2 separate regions of the Homo sapiens genome follow, and region 2 is linked to region 1. The links are chromatin loops, found by intact Hi-C in ENCODE. Cell type or tissue: CD4-positive, alpha-beta T cell. All regions are shown on one strand. Links, peaks and the distances in the headings refer to the core of each region. The heading gives the core; the rest is flanking DNA.

Region 1 (10,500 bases), core at 3,932-6,431:
TGAGTTTTTTTTCCTTGTTTCCTGGATTTTTAGGTCCTTTCTGGGGTGATGTTTAAAAAGCACTGCTTTGGTTCGAATGTGTTCCTCCATGTTGCCAGTGGGATGGTAGTAAAAGGTGGGCCTTTAAGAGGTGGCTCGGCCATAGGGGCTCCTCTCTAGTGAATGGGATTAGTGCTCTAAGGGGCTGGATGGAGGGAGGTGGGTCCCTCTGTAGCCTCATTGAAGGGATGAGGCAGGAAGGCCCTCAGCCGACACCAGATGTTGGTGCGTGGATCTTGGACTTCCCAGCCTCCAGAACAGAGATCAGTTTCTGTTCGTAAATCACTAAGTCTGTGGGATTCTGTTGCAGTAGCGCAGAGGATGACAGAGATACACTTGTCTCTCCTTCATCTTCCTCTCCCTGTTGTCTTCAGCCTGCCCCTTGTGTGATAGATTACAGTATGTGTTTGGTCTTGACCCTACCTACTTCCTGGTGCAGAGCACCTAAACCCCTGGGGCTTCCTGAGCAGTGTCTTTTTTTTTTGTTTGAGACACAGAGTTTCGCTATTGTTGCCCAGGCTGGGGGGCAGTGGCATGATCTCGGCTCACTGCAACCTCCCCCTCTCAGGTTCAAGGGATTCTTCTGCCTCAGCTTCCCGAGTAGCTGGGATTACAGGCGCCCACCACGCCCAGCTAATTTTGTATTTTTAGTAGAGACGGGGTTTCACCATGTTGGTCAGGCTGGTCTCTGACTCCTGACCTCAGATGATCTGCCCGCCTCGGCCTCCCAAAGTGCTGGGATTACAGGCATGAACCGCTGTGCCAATAAGTGTCTTAAGCATGTTTATTAAAGAAAGTAAAACAGTAAAAAGATGGTGACTCCATAGGCAGAACAACCTGACCAGTGTGTGCGTTATTCATAAAGTCACCCTATTAGCAGTGTACTCCAAAAGTGCTCCTTGGTTAACCATTTTTGGTGTAAGTTGTAAGGAGCCCCTTCAGAATACACTGCTAATACAGTGGCTCAAGGGTGGCCCCAGGATAGTTACTTGAGGTAGAAATTCCCAGGGCAGCCCCTCCTAGGAGGGGAGGGGACTGGAGATGGAGATGGGGGAGCCATGAGGTGCGGGTAGCATGGTTGGGGTTAGGGTTGGGACATGTGGGGTAAGTGGGAGTCTGGTTGCAGAGAGTGTGGTTGGGGTTAGGGTTGGGACGTGTGGGGTAGGTGGGGATCTGGGCTGTATGTCATTTCCATTTGTCTGCCCTGGAATTGTTTCTGGTAAACTGATAAATGTAAGTAAAGAGTTTTTCTGAGTTCTGTGAATTGTAGTAAATTACTGAACCTGAGGCAGGTGTGTGGGATCCCCTGAGTAGGTAGAGGCACTGGCAGAAATACGGGTAACCTGGACACCCCATTCTCTGCTTGCATCTGTGGGAACAGTCTTGTGGGCTCCACACTAAGTCTAGGTAGATAGAATGGAATTGAATCGTTGGACACCCCGGTGGTGGTGACTTGGTGTCCCACATTTGATGTTAAGAGTGGCATCAGAGAAGAGACACCACACCTTCAAGTTGCATTTGTGTTCCATATCGTCAGATAGCTGAACAACACTTTAGTCAAGTAAATTGAAGCAGGCCCAGAATCTGAATACTGTAGATTCAGCGGAGAAAGACAGCTGGCCAAAACAGAGGCTGTGGTGCCGTTCTCTCAGGGGCAGGCCATGGCTAGCCGGCCGCATGGCATCTTGAACCGCAGAGAGGGAAGGAGGGCTAGTGAACATCAGAGTACTTGGCAATACTGTCTGGTCAGATGAGCGGCTTCAGGAATGGTGTGGTCTGTACATCTCAGAAGGCACCATGTAGCCTCTGCCAGAGTGTGGGGCAGACTGGCCTGGGCCTTTCTCCTCCATTGAGCTCCAGGCTCCGAGACAGACCCTGGCTTGCCTTTGTATTAGGGATGTGCTTCGTGTAGGCCAGGACATGAGGCAACGTGAGAGGCCAAAGAGAACAATCATGCGTTCATTTGAAAATTTGTGTGATCATTTCGTTAGCAGCTTACTGGGAGACTGTTGATGGCATAAGTTGCAAATCCACTTTTCCTTCCTGGGCCTTCGGTTTGCTTTTTTCTGGTTAATATGAAATAGACTCTGCAACAAGTGGCGTATGGAGCCTAGGCCAGCCCTCTTTCAGGAGAGATGCCTCGTGTGTGTGGAAAGCTGTGCACCTGCCTTTGCTTCCAGCGAACATGACGGATGAAGAGGCTGCTCCTTTCCCCCTAATTGCATGGTGTTATTAGTGCTGTGTTGGTTTAAGGACAGTCAGCAGCTCAGGGTGATTATTCTGCTTACTAAAATTATAGTGACTGCAAAAATGAGATAATTCCATTGTTCTCGTCCATAAGTTTCCCTGTCTTTTGTGGCCTGCACTTTCCTCCCACTGCACTCCATCCTCCATACGCTACCAGAGGAAGCTCCTACCAGATTTGCTTTAAATAAATAAACCTATGACACAAAGTAGAGAGATTATCTGGGGCCCAGAAATAGACGTGTGCCTATATGCACGCTTGATTTCTGACACAGGAAGCAGCCAGCGCAGAGTGAGGCGGGAGCTGTCTGCAGTAAATGGGGCATCCGTCTCACATCAATGGGAAAATTAATCCATGTAGATTTTGGATCTAAATGTGACTGTCATAACAGTAGAGCTGTGTGAAAATAATAGAATAGAATATCTCAGCTCAGGAAGGGATTGCTGCATTTGACTGAATTAAAATCAAGAACTTCTGTACATCAGAAGACATCAGAAGTGAAAAGAACAAGCTACCGAGGGAAAGTTACTTGCAACATATTTAAATGCAGAAAAACATATATCTAGAATACAGAATTATCCCAGAATTGCACTTTTAGCAGTAAGGGAACGGGAGCAGCGTTCCAGCCTCAGTTTCTATTTATAATGGTGACATGGAAAAAATACTGCTGGATGCCCACAAATAAGAGAAAGACAGATAATAGAAAAGAATAAGAGATTCGAAGAACCAGTTCAAAAAAGATGCTATCCAGATGGCTAGCAAACTTGTAAAACCGTCTTCAACCTCGTTAGAAATTATATAAATGCAAAGTAAGCCACACGATGCAAGTCATAGAGGCTGGGCATGGTGGCTCACGCCTGTAATCCCAGCACACTGGGAAGCTGAGGTGAGAGGACTGCTTGGGCCCAGAAGTTCGAGACTAGCCTGGGCAATATAGCGAGACCCCATCTCCTAAAAAAAATAGCCAGGAGTAGTGGTGCATGCCTGTAGTTCCAGTTATTCCGGAGGTGTCAGCTAGAGGATGGCCTGAACCCAGGAGTTTGAGATTATAGTGAGCCTTCATCGTGCCACTGCACCCCAGCCTGGGTGACAAAGCGAGACTCCGTCTCGAAAAGAAACAAAAAATAGAGCTTAAACCTTTTAAAGAAAACTTCAAATCCCTTAAGCTTATGTTGACATTAGTGTTGTTGTTGTTTTTTTTAAAGACCTCTTTTTCCAAATAATAGCCTTTTTCTTATAAAAGCTCACTGCAAGGAAGTATTCTAATTGGATTCTGTTGACTCAGCAGAGTTATTGGACATTGGCTTGGTATAAAGGGACTGCAAGAGCTGGACAGATACATGGTCTCAGCCCCAGGGGGCTTCCTTCCTGTACCCAGGGAGTGTGTGCGTGGACAGTCACTGCCATGAGAGTGGGCAGAGGGATGTCTTCAAGTCGGGGTTGAGGGATGGTTCCTGGTGTGGCACCATTGCTACCTCTTGGAAATGGAAGGGCAGGCTGGTTAGATATCAAGAGCAGATTCCAGAGTGGGTAGAGAATTCCATCTGCGCCCCTTTTTTTGTCCCCATCAGGCTCCTGGGTAGAACTGCACTTCAGCAATAATGGGAACGGGGGCAGCGTTCCAGCCTCGGTTTCTATTTATAATGGAGACATGGAAAAAATACTGCTGGACGCACAGCATGAGTCTGGACGGAGTAGCTCCAAGAGCTCTCACTGTGACAGGTAGGCGCGCATCAACAAGTGTATGTGTTACAGTGCCGATGTCTTCAGTGGGTGACAGTCACAGCTGGAAGTGCCCGTGTCACCTCTAGGACAGTGGGCTGCTGTTCGCCTCGGGCCGCGTTCTGGACTGGCTCCTGCTGCAGTCCGTCCTTATATAGGAGCCTCGCCCTCTTTGGGGATGCAGTGACCTGGGACTTAGTCTGTGGGGAGCCATGTTCAAGTCATCAGTAGGCAGCGGAACAGCCACAAACCCCACTCTGAGAAACGCACTCACGCGCCTCAGCGGGGCTGTGGTCGCAGGAGGAGCGGTCCCTGGTTAGCAGTACTTCTGAGTGACTCCAAGGTAGAGTGGCCGACAGTGGTCAAAGGTCGCGTGCCCTTGAGAGCTGTGCAACAGACCCAGACCGTGAAGGCGGCAGGTGACAAAGCCAGCTGCTTGCCAGTTGCCCCTGCGTCTTCTCTGGAAGACTGGCTAGCTCACTCCTGTCGTGCTCAGCCAAAAGGGCTGAGGAAGAGTTTGGCTCTGGCAGGTGCTGGGTGGAAGGGAAGACGCGTACGCTGACTGGCTAGAGCCCCTCATCACGGAGGCGGTTCACTGCCTTTGGGGTTTGAGCTTCTAATGATAGAATGTTCACATGATGTTCTGTTTTTCCCATTCTATTCACATCGCCAAGCCCACCTCGCTCGCAGACACCACAAGATACCAACAGAGCTTCTGAAACAGATACCCATAGCATTGGAGAGAAAAACAGCTCACAGGTAAGCTGGAAGGAGAATGTGCAGTTGTAAAAGTATTTGTGATCTGTTTGTACAGGAAACGGTTTTAAATGTAATTGAGCACCTCAGAGAAAAGTCGGGCTTTAAGGGTGTTTCCTGCTTTAAAAAAAACAAAAAAGCGAAACAAAAAAACCAAGAAACTGTGGGTGGGAACATCCACAAGCACATGGGCTGGACACTCAGCTGAGCGGGGGAGGCGCCGAGTGGGACAGGCAGCGGGGGCCTCCTGTCCCTCCCTGCCTGCCATCAGGGATACACCGGAAAGGAGGAAGGGCTCCCTGGTGGCTGCAGCCTAGAGAGGAGGGAGGGACCATTGGAAGGGGTGGCAGTGAGCCAGCTACTGGCTGGTCTTTCCTCGTGGTTGCTGGTTGGACAGTGAGTGGGTTTTAATATTTGCATGCTGTGTGGGACTCAGGAGTTACCCACGGGGCCATCTAAGGCCATGTGGCCACTGTGGCTGTGACTCTGAGGTGTCTTCCTCATTAGACACTCACTACCTGCCGGAAATTACACCCTGTGCCTTTCCTAGCATTAGTCCTGAGCTAACTGGTGCCGGAGCAGTGTAGCATTAGCGGCTGATCAGCCTGATAATTTAGTGTAAGATCACTTTTTCTTCTTTTTTAAAAAAGTTTTTTTTGTAGAGACGGGGTCTCCCTGTGTTGCCCAGGGTGGTCTTGAACTCCAGGGCTCAAGTGATCCTCCCAAAATACTGGGACTATAGGTGTGAGATACTGTGTCCAGCCTAAGATGACTTTTCTGTTAACAGCTATTGAATGGGCTTTACAGAGCGGCCTTCAGCATTGTTGTGAAAGCGGAGTGAGTCTTAGAGGAAAAAGTGTACCTGGGGTTATTGCCTTGGTGTACTATCGTTCTCCCTTCCTACTCCGGCACAGATAGGGTTCGAGGCAGTGATCAGTACTGTCTTGCTCAGTTATATCTGGCAGTGCCTTACCTTGCTGCAGATGAGATGCGCGATGTGTTTTCTTGGGTGTTCGTTGCTGGTGAGAACTTTGACGACGGACTGTGTTCTGTATTTTGGAAGCTCTGTGAGGAAGCATGGCCTTCCAGGCAGGGTTAGTAGCTGACCCTTCCGTGCTAGCGCTTCCCTCAAGGCTTTCTTCACCAAGGAAACAAGGAGTCCCTGTTACCCAGGCTTTCTCAGGGACATCCCCTGGCCCCACTCCGAGGGGCAGCATGATTTCGGGAGCCCCAGGAGCCCTGGCTGTGGGTGTGTGGGTGCATCCAGGGCGTGCGGCCTGCTCCTGGGCACTTGGGGCTGTACCCAGCTTGGGTGTACCCAGATGTTTGGTGGGTTTGGGGAGCTATATTCTTGAGTATTTTCAATTTTATTTCTTTTTTTTTGAGACAGGGTCTTGCCGTTTTCACTGTTTTACACAAAACTTCCCCTAGTTTTAAAAGGAATTAGATGTTCAGGTACAGAATTTTGAAAATGCAAAAAAGTAGAGAAAAACACTTAGACTCTCAGATTTAAAATCCTCTTTAATGTTTCGTGCTGTTATATAATTCTGAGGATTTGGCCGCAGCTGTGGTTATGTGGACATTTCTGCCTTTTCCCTCCTGCTTATCCCGGAAGCATCTTGTAAACCTGCTCACTATACAGTGTCCCTTCCTTCGTCATGTCCCTGTTTTGAGCCGTTTTCGGCTGTTTTCATTTTCTTTTCTTATAACCAGTGCTGCCGTCACCATCTTTGCCCTCATGTCACGTGACTTCCCTAGGACAGTGTTTGCCGCTGTCAGTACCCCCAGAATCTCACAGTGAACCAAATGTATTTACGCCCTGAGTGGGGCTCCCCCAGAGGTGATCTGTCCCTGGAGGCGGCGAGCGTGCTGTGAGCCGGGAGTGCGGCGCGGCCCGGGGAAGGCCCCCAGCCCCAGGACTCCCCTTGGACCACGGTCCGAGGCACTGACATGTGCCTCTGGGCTCTTGAATTGAGCCTGCGGATCTGAAGCTCGGGTGGGAGCTGGGTGCTTTCCCGTGTCACGTGTGGTACACTGATCTGCCTTTAACATTGACTTTATCTTAGTCTGAGGAAGATGATATTGAAAGAAGGAAAGAAGTTGAAAGCATCTTGAAGAAAAACTCAGATTGGATATGGGATTGGTCAAGTCGGCCGGAAAATATTCCCCCCAAGTGAGTGTGTTCTCAGTGTCACGGGGGCACCCCTTGACAGAGGACACATCAGCTGACACGTTTCTTCCCGCCTCAGGGAGTTCCTCTTTAAACACCCGAAGCGCACGGCCACCCTCAGCATGAGGAACACGAGCGTCATGAAGAAAGGGGGCATATTCTCTGCAGAATTTCTGAAAGTTTTCCTTCCATCTCTGCTGCTCTCTCATTTGCTGGCCATCGGATTGGGGTAGGTGATGTGACTGTGTGACTCCTGTCATGGCATGTCGTGGGGCGATTCTGGGTTGCAGTGATTTATTCGTAACCTGTTTCCTGAAGTCCAGATCATCAGTTACAGCTTGGTGCATTTTCACAAACACCCACGTAGTCACTGTTCAGGTCCAGAAACCACCAGCCTGCAGCCCCCAAAGGCCCCAGCACAGGCGCCCTGTGGTGCTGCTGTCTGGCCTGACGAGTCTGCCTGTTGCTCACTGAATATAAACGGAGTCAAAGCAGGGCTTCTTAGGTCTGACCTCTTTGTCCTGTGTGTAGGTGAAAGCAGTCTCATTTCTGTGTAGTACTGTGGCGGGAATGCACCCAGCTCTGCTGTAGGTGGAGGGTCTCAGTTACCTGCTGTACTTCCTCCAGACAGGACTGTTGTTCTAGTAACTCTCAGCAATGAAGGAACCAATGCAGTCTCCGACTTTACTGGCTTGAGTTTCGCTCTTGTTGCCCAGGCTGAGTGCAGGGGCGTGATCTCGGCTCACTGCAGCCTCTGCCTCCTGGGTTCAAGCGACTCTCCTGCCTCAGCCTCCTGGGTAGCTGGGATTACAGGTGCCCACCACCAGGCCTGGCTAATTTTTGTATTTTTAATAGAGACGGGGCTTCGCCACGTTGCCCAGGCTGATCTCGAACTCAAGGGATGGCTCACCTCGGCCTCCAAAGTGCTGGGATTACAGGCGTGAGCCACCGCGCCTGGCCTTTCCTGGCTGCTTATACTCACTCACCCTGCAGAAAACACAGAGACCAGGCAGGCGCCGCTGTGGGTTCTGAAGAGCGTTCGCCGCAGCGGTGGTGAAGAGCCAGAGCGGGAAGCCAAAACGGCTCCTCCTCGGGCTGGTCCCAGCCTCTCAGCGGGGAGGAGGGCTCTAGTCCTGGCGTGCAGACAGTGTTCTGTGGCTGCCGTGTGTTGGACAGACTGGAAAGACCGGAATGCCACTGGGGGCAGGTGGGTTAGGTAGGTTGGCCAGAGGGCTCACATCTGGGGTTGAAGGAAACGGGATAAAAGCCACTGAGTTTCCTGGGCCGGGACCTGAGCGCTGCCCGTGTCTCCACCTCGCCCTCCCGTGTGCGTGGCTTTCTCCTAGCTCTTGGGCACATTCTCACGTCCCCCCCATAACCCGTCACCTTCATTTCTGCTGGTGCTTTTGGGAGTCAGACCTACAGACTGCATCAGCATCACCAGGCAGTTTGCTTTCTGGAGCCTTTTCCAGAACTGTCAAGCAGACTCTGGGGGCAAGGCCTCGGGATCCTCATTTTAAATACAAGGTTTAAGCCCTTCGTTTCAGGATGGATTTCTGCAGCCACTACTTCCCAGCTACTGTCCTTCGTCCTGCCCGGGTTTTCAGAGCCTGATGCTGCCACTGGCGACCCACACCCCCTCAGCTGCTTTTCAGAACCACACGATAAAATCTGCCCCGAAAGCTGCTGCAGCACTGTCTGCGCTCACAGTGCCCACCACACCACCGCCCACAGGCCAGGCCAGCCAGGCTTCCGATTCTGCCCTTTCCTGGAGACCCATCCTCCTCCCTCCGGGAGTGATGCCCGCTGGTCAGCTGGAGCGAGCCTCTCTATTGCCGAAAAGCCTTTTCTGACACTCCTGCATCTTTAGTTTGGGACATCTCTCCCACTACCAAACTTAAACCACATGAGGGCAGGGGCTTCATTTTTAAGCAGTTGGCTTTGGTGAGGCTGGTGGTGATGAACTAGCAACACCATCTTGCCCTGGTAGGTGACTTCCCCCAGCACTGAGTTGGAACAAAGCAGAAGCTTTCTGTGTGGAAACAGCATTCGGTTTGGTGATCCTTCTATGTAAGAATACGATCTGATGTTTTCTAAGTTAATTAATACAAAATACATATTGATAAAACACTAGATAAAAGATCACAGATAGATTCATTACAAAATTTTTATAATGGGTATAAAATCACCAGTCCCCTTGCATAAGCTCTAACCACAGTGAGCTACCCTGTTTCAGCTGTAACACAGTCTCCTGTGAATCACAAGATACATTAACTACTGATAATTTTTCTGTGAAGGATCTATATTGGAAGGCGTCTGACAACCTCCACCAGCACCTTTTGATGAAGAACTGGAGTCTGACTTGGTTCGTTAGTGGATTACTTCTGAGCTTGCAACATAGCTCACTGAAGAGCTGTTAGATCCTGGGGTGGCCACGTCACTTGTGTTTATTTGTTCTGTAAATGCTGCGTTCCTAATTTAGTAAAATAAAAGAATAGACACTAAAATCATGTTGATCTATAATTACACCTATGGGATCAATAAGCATGTCAGACTGATTAATGTCTACTGTGAAAATTTGGTAGTAAATTTTCATTTGATATTAGATATAAATATCTGAATATAAATAATTTTAATATACTAGTCATGATGTGTGTTGTATTTTAAAAATTATCTGCAACCTTAATTCAGCTGAAGTACTTTATATTTCAAAAGAATGAATAACATTGATAATAAAATCGCTACTTTAAGGGGTTTGTCCAAAATAAATATTGTGGCCTTATATATCACACTATTGTAGAAAGTATTATTTAATTTAAATGGATGCAGGTTGTCTACTAAAGAAAGATTATATATAACTATGCTAATTGTTCATAATCAACAGAAACCAAGATAGAGCTACAAACTCAGCTGTACAGTTCGTACACTAAACTCTTCTTGCTTTTGCATTATAAGGAATTAAGTCTCCGATTATTAGGTGATCACCCTGGATGATCAGTTTTCTGCTGAAGGCACCTACTCAGTATCTTTTCCTCTTTATCACTCTGCATTGGTGAATTTAATCCTCTCCTTTGTGTTCAACTTTTGTGTGCTTTTAAAATCAGCTTTATTCTAAGCAAATCTGTGTCTACTTTAAAAAACTGGAAATGGAAAAAAAAATAAATCTTTGCCAAATCCTTCAGATTACTGTATTTACATATGGTTTAAAATCAGACGTCATGATAGCTTCTTAATGAAACCAGGACTGGTCCCTATTTTGACATTATCTTTCCTACAGCAAACTTTTTAGAAAGGCTGCCTGCCGCCTTGATGTTTCACCTTTCCACGCTTAATTCGGGTGTTAAATCTAACGTTTTCATTTGTAAAAATCTTTGTTGATGCTACCTTGGAAGCAGTCATCTCTCAGTCTTACATTTGGAGAATGTGGATGGCATGACATCAGAATTCCTTTATATAATTTAACTTCAGAATAGTCTGAGATCATCGAAGCACGATGGTCAAGGGAATTCCGTTTTTGTTTTAGAGCAAATATGTTTGCTGTTTGTCTTTCATCACAAACATCAGTGGA
Region 2 (9,364 bases), core at 2,485-4,984, 180 kb before region 1:
CTATCACTCTGAGAGTTCCCAGGCTGAACTTGGCCCCAGGAATGAGCATTTTCATCCCAGCCCACTTTCCCTTGCTTTGAGTAGCCAAGCAGGTCTCCTCACAGGCATGAGGGTCAAGACCCTGCCTGCTGGGCTGGGTCCCGAGGTGAACCTCTTGGTGGTGACACTTGTCTTTCCACAACATGGCCTGATATCCTCCTGGTCGTACCTTCCGTCACGTGATAGGAGTCCAGCAGGGACAGATGATTTTGCTTGTGCAGTCACGGGGGAAGTAGCTCCCAGCGGGGAACCCAGTTCTGAAGCCTAGTTTTCAACCTAGAAACGTCCTATGCTCCTCCCAGCCACACCAGATGAAATAGAACAAGACCACACCTCCCACTAGTGAGCAGGCTGTTGTCCCAGAACAGCCACCAGTTTCTCCAGTTCCTCAGGGGAAGGGTGGGAGGTAGACACCAGCCCACACCAACACCTGGATGGCCTTCAGGAATCCGGGCATGTTTCTGTGCTTGAGTGACCTGCACAAAGGCTGTAGAACATTCTCACTGCACAGTGTGGGTTTAGGCCTCCTCAACTAATCCTGCTCCGTTTATGAAGCTCCAAGTGAAGACCCCATCAGGCAGCTCTGGAGAGCCAGAGCCTGCTGTGCAGGTGTCATTAGGGGCCATTAGGGGCCCTGCGACCTGGCCCACATGGGCACCTGAGGCACTGCTGGGCACCTGAGCCACGTGGCCGTTTCAGCCCAGTGCCCCTCCCCGGGGTTCCAGCAGTCTCGTGCCTCTCACCTTGTTGGCCTGGTCCAAGGCCTGTTTCCGGTAGTCCAGCTCCTCGTCCAGGTAGCCCTTCTGCTTACTGAACAGCTCCTGAAACACAGGAGGGCCATGCCTCGGTCTCGGATGTCCCACCTGCAGCACCGAGCCGCAGAACCTCGGTGAAGGTGCCACCAACCTTCTCGCTCTCCAGATCCACCATCTTCCGCTGCAGCGCCGCCTCTGTCTCCTCAATCTGCTGGAGCCACTGGACACAAACAGAACAAGCAGGACAGTGACCCCTAGGGTCCCCCACCCCGGCTCGTGGAGACAGCTGGGAGAAAAGCCAGGACAGCCTGGGTCTTCCTTCCTCTTCTCCTTAGGGAGGGGAGAGCACAGCCCTCTCCAGGGAGTTGAGGCTGCGCTGGCATCATGGCCCCACCCCTCCCACCCTCCAGGTGTCCAGGAAGTCTACCCCTGACACCTTCTCCAGGAGAGGAGGGACACTAGCTTGGGGCACCGTAGGAGAGACACATCTGCAGAGCTCTGCCAGGACAGGCGGGGAGGGGTGGCCTGTTTCTCCAAACCCCTATGTGCCAGGAGCACCCCTTCTCCTTGCTGTGGGAGGCCCAGCTCACCAGGCAGGTCAGGGCTAGGGGTGGGACTAGGAGCAGGTAGTGGGCTGGGTGGCCCCAGAAGGGGGTCAGGGTAAGTTGAACAGAGAACGCTGCCTGCAGACTCACCATACCTTCCCGCCTTTGGGAGGAAACGCAGACAGGGTTGGTGACAGAGCAAAGTGGAGCCGAATCTGTCCTTTGCAAAGATGCACAGTGGGTGCTGTCTGACCTGAGTGTGTCAGATCTCCCAGGGCAGACGGGGCTTAGTGGACCCCCCAAACCCGGCCCTGCAGGCCCTCCTCCCGAGATCACCACCTCTGAGCTGAGCAGGGCAGGAGACCCCAGGAGCCCGGCCCTCTCCCGACTGTCCACACAGCTGCTGTTACCTTTTCGGCCAAGGTCAGGACTGTCCTGGCTTGTATGACAACCACCTGCTCCTCATTGGTCAGGTTCTGCACCCAAAAGCAGAACACAGGTGCGGTCAGAAGCAGTGCCTTTGGGGGTGAGGGTGAGTGATGGATGCATGGGGAAGCTGACTGGGGAGGCTGACTGGGGACGCCTGGGTGGGGGCCAGAGCTAAAAAGTGCTTTGACTGACATCTCCCTCCCAGCATCTCTGACACCCTTGACTTGAGCTTGTTCCCTCCGGGTGCTGCCGATTTTGTTTTCTCTCATTCTCCCTCTGCTGGTAATCACCAGGTCTAGGTAACCAGCTGAGGCAGATGCGTATGCGCTGCTCAATGCAGGCAGGCCACCAATACATCCCCAGCAGTGGCTGCTGCTCTGCCCAGCCTCTGTCCCCTTCTGTGTTTAAAGCCAGCCTCTGCATATGCACCTGTGGTTATTAAAACACCACTTGGGAACAGTGGAGGAGAGACCACATGTTCATGGCTGTGAAATGGCTGAATCCCTGGAAGGTTTTGTCTCTTTTATGCATGTTTTATTCATGCTTCCTCCCCAACCGAGGGGCCCCTGGGTGGCCCTTCTGGGTAGAGTGATTATGGCTTTCGATGTGGGCACCTCACACTCTCAGACTCTGCTGCAGCCTGCATCCAGACCAGGGCTGCCTGACTCCAGCTCGTGGGGCCTCTCTGATTCTTGCCAGCTCACTCCAAAAGCCCTGTCCATGCCATTCTCTCCCTAGAGTGCAAGCTCCCTAACAGCAGGCATCTCTTGCTGTCCCCCAACCCCAAAGTCTGCACAGGGTCTCCCACAGGGGGGAGTCAGGCTCAGTCTGTAGTCCATGGTGGGGGCCAGCTGCACTCCTGACTCAGGCAAGAACCTCATCCTGCATGGCTGGGGCCAGGTGCCCTCATCTCTCCTGCCCTGCTCCCTTCTCCCATGGCAGGGCTGGGCAGGCCACAGACCTCTCCCAACACTTTAAGTTGGGGAGGCTGAGCAGGTGGCTTCAGGGTGACTGAGGGAATCTACCCAGATGTGATTAAACCACAAGTTGCATGTGAAGTCAACACTGATTGCACAGCCAGGCTTGAAGGGCCACTGTCAGCCCACTGTCAAGAGCTCCCCAGCATCTCCACAGGTCCCCTGAGCTTAAGCCTGGCCATGAGCCCTCCAGTATCCAACCTCCTCTGTCCCTGGGCTCTGTGACAATGGCCTCAGAGGCTGCATGATGACTGCAGGGCTGTCACACTCAGTGGCACTCTTGGTGGACAGCTATGGGGCTGGGCAGGAACCCTGAAATAGGCCTGGGTGGGGCTGGGTACCCCCAACTCTGCCACTACATCAGCTCTGTGACCCTGGGCAGTGCCTTTGGGGACTCAGCTTCTCCAACTGTGAATCAGAGTTGCCCAATACAGTTCCCAAGACCTCATGATGGGGCTGATACCCAGGACTGGACCCCAGAGATGTCAGGTCCACGGCCACCCTGCTGTGGCTCTTCGGCCACCTATGACCACAGTGGAGCCCCCAGCTCTGAGAGAAGCAGACCCACACCCAGAGCCTCCCTGCTGAAAGTACCCCTGCCCTGTGCCTCACTGCTCCCCAGGGGCTGGGCAGGCAAGGGGAGAAGGGAGTCCTCGGATGCAGAGCACTGGATGGAGGAAGTGGAAGGTCAATGAAGGTAGGATGAGGGATGGATAGATGGATGGATGGAGGGAGGGGATGTGGATAGGTGGAAGGATAAAGGATGAAGGATGGAAAGATGGATAAATAGCTTATGGAGGATGGATGAATGAATGAATGATGGAGGATGCATAGATAAATTATGGAGGGTGGATGGATTGATGGATTTTGGAGAATGGATGAATGAATGGAGGATGAAGGAAGGATGGATGGAGAATGAATAGATGGATTATGGAGGATGAATGGGAGATGGATGGATGGGTGAAAGGTTAATGGGTAGAGGATGGTAGATGGAGAAGGAATGGATGGAGGATGGTGGATAGAGGACAGATGGAGGATGGAGAATGAATGGATTAGGGATGATGGATGATAGATAGATGGAGGATGGATGGACAGATTGTGGATGATGGATAAATGGATGGATTAAGGATGATGGATGAAGGATAGATGAAGGATGAAGGATGGATAGATGGATTATGGAGGACGGATAAATGAATTGTGGAGGACAGATAGATGGATTATGGAGGATGGATAAATGAATTGTGGAGGACGGATACATGGATTATGGAGGACGGATACATGGATTATGGAGGACGGATAGATGGATTATGGAGGACGGATAGATGGATTATGGAGGACGGATAAATGAATTGTGGAGGATGGATACATGGATTATGGAGGATGGATGGATGGATTACACAGGATAGATAGATGGATGGATATAAGACAGAGCATGAATGAAGGGCTAGGTAGATGGTGCATTGATGGGGAATAAATGGATGGAGAGCAGAGGATTAGTAATGGGCGGATGAAAATTGGGATGAAGAGGTGCATTATTTTGCCCACTCAGTAATTAACATTCTTTCAAGGAGTTTGCTATAGAAATTGGAACTCTGCCCCAAATGAAATTTAGGAGTTATCTATAGAGTCTGCTTTTCCCCCAAGCCAAGGAAGTGGAACCCCTAAGGGTCTTGGTTTGTCTAAGAGCAACAGCCCCCTATCCTCATGGCAAGTATGGAAGGGCTGAGAGATCCCAGAAGCTGGGCAATGTGATGGGAAGTGCCATCAGCTGGAAGAACCAGGTGTGCACAGCAGAGGCCCCAGTGGGCCCTGGAGCAGTGTGAGGAAGGCTCCGATTCTGAGCAGGCTCTGGGCCTAGTGGAGGGTCTCAGGCAGGGTGGCCCATGGCAGGGCTGTGGGAGGCTGGCAGGGCCTCCTGGACCCCAGAGGGGCTGGGCTGGGGGTTGTGGGTGTAAGAGGCATGCACAAGCCAGGAGAGCGACATACACTTACGGCGTTATCGCCCAGGATGTCCAGCTTCTTCATCAGCTCCGCAACCACAATGTCCTAAGGCACAGAGGACAGGTAGGGGTGAGTGGCCACGGGGTGGGCAGAGGGGGTGGGGAAGGACAGGGCAGGGAAGGGCGGAGGGGAGGTGGTGGGGGTGGGGGAGGGGGAGGGGAGGGGCAGGGGTGAGGTAGGGCAGGGTGGGGGCAGGGGTGAGGTAGGGCGGGGTGGGGGCAGGGGTGAGGTAGGGTGGGGTGGGGGCAGGGGTGAGGTAGGGCGGGGTGGGGGCAGGGGTGAGGTGGGGCAGGGGTGAGGTGGGGGGGTAGGGGTAGGGTGGGGGCAGGGAGGGGGTGAGGTGGGGCAGGGAGGGGGTGGGGCGGGGGTGGAGAGGGTGGGGCGGGGGCGGAGGGGGTGGGGCGGGGGCGGAGGGGGGTGGGGCGGGGGCGGAGGGGGGTGGGGCGGGGGCGGAGAGGGGGTGGGGCGGGGGATGGGTGAGGTGGGGGCGGAGTGGGCAGGAGGGGCGGGACTCACCGTCACACCTTCGGCCTCGCAGTACACCTGGAGGGGGCTCTTCCCGTCCACGAAGGGCGTGTGGTGGAAGCTGATGGCGGGTGACTTCCTCTCCCTCTCCTAGGACAGAGGGACAGAAGGGTGAGCCGCTCCCCTCCCATCCCTTCCCTCTAAGAGGACTGTGCTGGGGCCTGAGGAACACGGGCCAAGACCATGGAACCAGGGATCAACACAGCATTTATGAAAACCAAACCGCAGCGGCAGCAGTGGTGGCAGAATCTGCACTGGACCTGGACCTGCCCACAAGGACTGCCCCTGTATATTCGCTGACCCCAGATGTGCCGGGCAGAGTTCATCACACTCTGGCCACGTGGCCTGGGCAGTCCCACCCTGAGCCCACGGGCACATCCCTCAGTGAATCCCAGGGGCTATGGGGAGGATCAGGGGAGGGGCTGCAGGTTGCATCCCCTTCAGGTCTGACCAGAGGAGCCTCTGGAGAACACAGGCTGGCAGTGCTGCCACTGTCCCCACAGGCAGGCCCACGTGGCCGAGGTCGTCCACACATGGAGTGACCACACAGCTGCCCTGTCCTCCGGCAGTGGACGGGCAGACTCTTAAGAGGCGGCTCCAGCTGGACTGTGAGGCTCCAGGTGCTGGCCTGAGACGGAGGCCTCGGGGCTGTGTGTGGTGCTCGGCAGGGGCGGCCCCTGTGTGGGCCACTTCCTCCCAGCCCCACAGGTGGACCACCCTTGCCGTGAAACAATCACAGCGACGTGGCTGCCCACACCCAGCCTGAGCTGCCCGTGGGATTCCCCTCCTCCCTCCTCCTGTGCAGGTCATGGCAGAGGACACAGGGCCAGGGATGGCAGGGCACAGGCAAAGGGCTCCCAGTCACCGCGTGGCCCCCACTGTCCTCACTCAGGGGCAAGAAACAAACGTCTGCCGACGGCGGAGGCCTGGACAGAGCCCCACACCAGCTGCAGCAGGGCCACGGGGGCGGATGGAGGACGGGCGGATGGAGGACGGACGTGCCGGCTCCTTGGGGGTGGATGGAGGACGGGCGGATGGAGGACGGGCAGATGGAGGACGGACGTGCCAGCTCCTCACCCCACAGGTCTGGAGCAGATGCTGCACTGTCACCCGTCGTGCTTTTGTTTTGTTTTCCCTGCATGACACTGAGCGCCACGGGCCATTTCCCCCATATTTACACGTGCTTTGGGCGGCTGGCCTCATCCTTCGTATGAAGAGGTGGTCCCTGCCTGACACTGAGCTCCATGGCCCATGTTCCCCATTGGATGTTTGGACGGCCGGTATGAAGAGGTGGCGGTTTACGGCCATTTGCCTCTTTCCTCCCTGACGCAGCCTTTTGGGTTCATGTTCATGTTCATGTTCATGTTCAGGGCTTTGTGTGGGTTAGGAAGGCTGAGGACTAGATCCCTGACACAGCCACAGGCCACAGTGCTGGCCATCCACTCAGCTACCTCAAGCTCCAGGATCCTGAACTCCAGCAGCTCGTTTTGGTCTCTGGCGTCCTGCACCTCGTGTCTGAGCCGAGCCTCTTCCGTCTCCATTTGTTTGATCTGCAACATAAAAGATGCATGAGGTGAGGGGTCTGGTTCTCTCTCACCAGAGGTCTTGGGAGGTCAACTCCAGGCTGACGGGACAGCTGCTGGCTGCCGGGGAGGCCGGCTGGCCTGGTACCCAGCCCTGGAAGCGCCTCACAGCCCTCGGTATGTTTGGGTTTGTCCTAGTGAGATAGCCTAGCCATCCGGTGGTGGGTGGGGCTGGGCAGGCAGCACCGCATACCACAAGCCAGGAGCCTGGCGATCATATCGGGGCCCTGAGCTTGGGTGGCCCCTGGACAGGGATGTGGAAGGGAGGCCGTCAAGGATAAACGTCTCCAGCAGGGGCTGTACATCACAAGCCAGGAGCACGGGGGCCTTAGCGGGGCTCTGAGCTAGGATGAGGAAGGGAGGCCGTGGAGGGTAAATGTCCCAGGTGGCTCCCGGGTGCCCCTTGGAGCCCAGGCTGTGCCCAATGGAAGGAGCGGGTACCACGGCTGCCTGGCCACCGGAATTCACTTGGCTAATTAAGGAGCTGTTTAAACGGAACCAGTTACGAGTAAACCGGATGCAGGAGTCCCCCACCCCTTCCAAAGGGTCAAGTGACACGGCCCACGGCATGTGTCCTCAGCAGCCTCATGAGGGCAGGGGCCACCAGGGGCAGACAGCTGTGTCCATCCCCTGAAGCTGAGCTCCAGGGACTGAGGGACCTGCTCTGATGCTCAGGGGACCAAGATAAACTCAGAAGCATTGCATCCTTGGAGTGAGCCGGCTCAGTGGGAGCTGGACCCCCTTGCAGGGCCAGCTGTGTACTGCTGCACAGTGGGCCTGCCGTGGAACACCTGCAGGGCCAGGAATGTGATCTGCACCCAGTGTAGCCAGAAAAAAGCATGGCTCCAAGTGTGCACATGCGCATGTGTGTACGTGCACAAGCATTTCCATGTGCGTGCCAGCATCTCTGTGTGCATGTCTTCAAGTGTACATGCCAGCATTTACGTGTGTGCGTGTTCAAGTGTGCACGCAGGCATTTACGTGTGTGCGTGTTCAAGTGGGTGCCCTTAAGTGCACGTGGATCTCTGCCTGTGCCGGCATTTACGTGGCACACACAGCACTGTGCTGAGCCCTGTGGAAACGCACTTCTAATTTAAGAGATGTTCCGTGTGTCCACGGGAAACATGGGGGTGTCGTTCGCCATTCAAGATGCAAACCAAGCCTAAAGCAGGACCCCCAGAGGGCACGACCAGCCCTGGGCTGGCAGCAGTGCAGAGTCTGCATTGGACGCCTCTGTTTGTCTGAAGCTCTGTCCTGTTGGCACAGATCAGACTCATCAGCCAGGCTACCCTAGCTTCTCCCCAGAGGGCCGCACCTGCCAGCGTGAGACATCGCTGCCTCCTCAGGACACCTGTCCCTGCCCATGGACAAGTGGGGTGGGGGTCACACAGAGCACCCCTCACCTGTGCGTGGTAATGACAGCCCTGCTGGCCTTCCTGCCCCTGGACCCGTAGCCAGCCCCGCCCCTGCCTCATGCCACATCACCTGCTCCCACAGTTGTGAGGTGCACCCCTCTTGGGATGGCCCTGGACTGCCCAGACCTAAGTCTAGGGCCCTCGGTGCTGTGACTCCCTCTTTAACCCAGTGCAGGGAGCAGCTGAGCCAGGTGGGCCTGATGTGGTGGGAGGTGCCGAGAGAAACCTGCACTCCCTTCCCTGCACCTCAGGCAGAAGCTAAGGCCACTGAGAGCAGCCTGGCCACACATCGCATGTTCTGATCTGTTTTACGTCTGATAGTCTTCCAGACCACAAAGCCCGGGCCAGGGTGGGGGTGGGGGTGGGGGTGGGGGCGGGGCAGCACTTCAGGAGCCTCTTGTCATCTGGGACCAAGAGAGCCTGGACCTGGGCCTGCCAGGTGACGCCTTGCCGAAGTCTCAAACACGCACTTGCTCAGCCAGGCTGGTCCATGGGCTCTTCCCCGAGGACTTCAGCTTCCCCACAAGCGTTGCTGGAAGGAGACTTCCCTGACCCAGCCAGGCTTCCCAGGGGGATGATTCTAGTGGTCTCAATAAAGCTCCTCTGTCACGATGCTCTAACCAGCCCACCCACAGAACCATCAGCACAACGGGACACGAATGGAGATGCTGCTGCAGATAGGGGCCTGCCCGGACCCAGGAGAACAGGACCCAGGAGAACAGGCCCCAGCTCCCTCTGTCCAGGCCATCCTCCTCCCCAGGGCTCCTGATGGGGTCCCGCAGGAGGGAGCAGAGCAGAAGGGGCCTGGGACAGCCATTCAGAAGCCTCAGCCCTCGCTCCATCCTTCAGCCCCGCAGGGACCACTGCAACCCCCAGGAGCATAGAGCGAGTCCTGCCAGGGCCTCCAGGGGTTCGGGGCTCACCTTTTCCACAAGCTCTTGATTTCTCCGGTACAGTGCCTGCTTCTCTTCAATCCACTTCATATCCTTGCAAATGGAATTGAAAGAAATAAAGACACTGAGGGAGGAACTCATAAACCAACGTTTAAATCGTGATGTGGCAGAACACCAAAGACCAGTCTGGCCAGCGTGGCAA

Evidence for each region. Peaks named below come from ENCODE experiments on the same cell type or tissue, not always from the same donor. Only the 100,000 strongest peaks of a DNase experiment are listed, where the experiment ranks them.
Region 2: it touches region 1 in a loop (2.2-fold over the local background); 7 of 110 quality-filtered maps call a loop at or near these places.

Annotation. Positions count from the first base shown.
Region 1 is chr10:131,967,299-131,977,798 of GRCh38, reverse strand. BNIP3 (BCL2 interacting protein 3) reads left to right here. Exons shown (of 6, transcript NM_004052.4): 2 at 3,856-4,006; 3 at 4,681-4,765; 4 at 6,829-6,935; 5 at 7,012-7,161; 6 at 9,230-10,115. The coding sequence ends at 9,275. It also overlaps a transcript of PPP2R2D not described here. Among named protein-coding and RNA genes, the nearest start is that of BNIP3, 9.4 kb to the left of the region's middle. RefSeq lists an enhancer at 4,662-5,532. In CD4-positive, alpha-beta T cell, for the core only: no CTCF peak of the experiment used is centred there; DNase peaks (open chromatin) are centred at 4,538 and 4,938; H3K4me3 peaks cover 1,401 bases; H3K27ac peaks cover 1,967 bases.
Region 2 is chr10:132,145,409-132,154,772 of GRCh38, reverse strand. It overlaps JAKMIP3 (Janus kinase and microtubule interacting protein 3), which reads right to left. Exons shown (of 24, transcript NM_001323087.2): 13 at 9,193-9,255; 14 at 6,723-6,821; 15 at 5,263-5,361; 16 at 4,732-4,791; 17 at 1,750-1,815; 18 at 946-1,014; 19 at 783-860. Among named protein-coding and RNA genes, the nearest start is that of JAKMIP3-AS1, 37 kb to the left of the region's middle. RefSeq lists enhancers at 6,483-7,445, 7,867-8,366, 8,367-8,868. In CD4-positive, alpha-beta T cell, for the core only: CTCF peaks have their summits at 3,580 and 3,790; no DNase peak of the experiment used is centred there.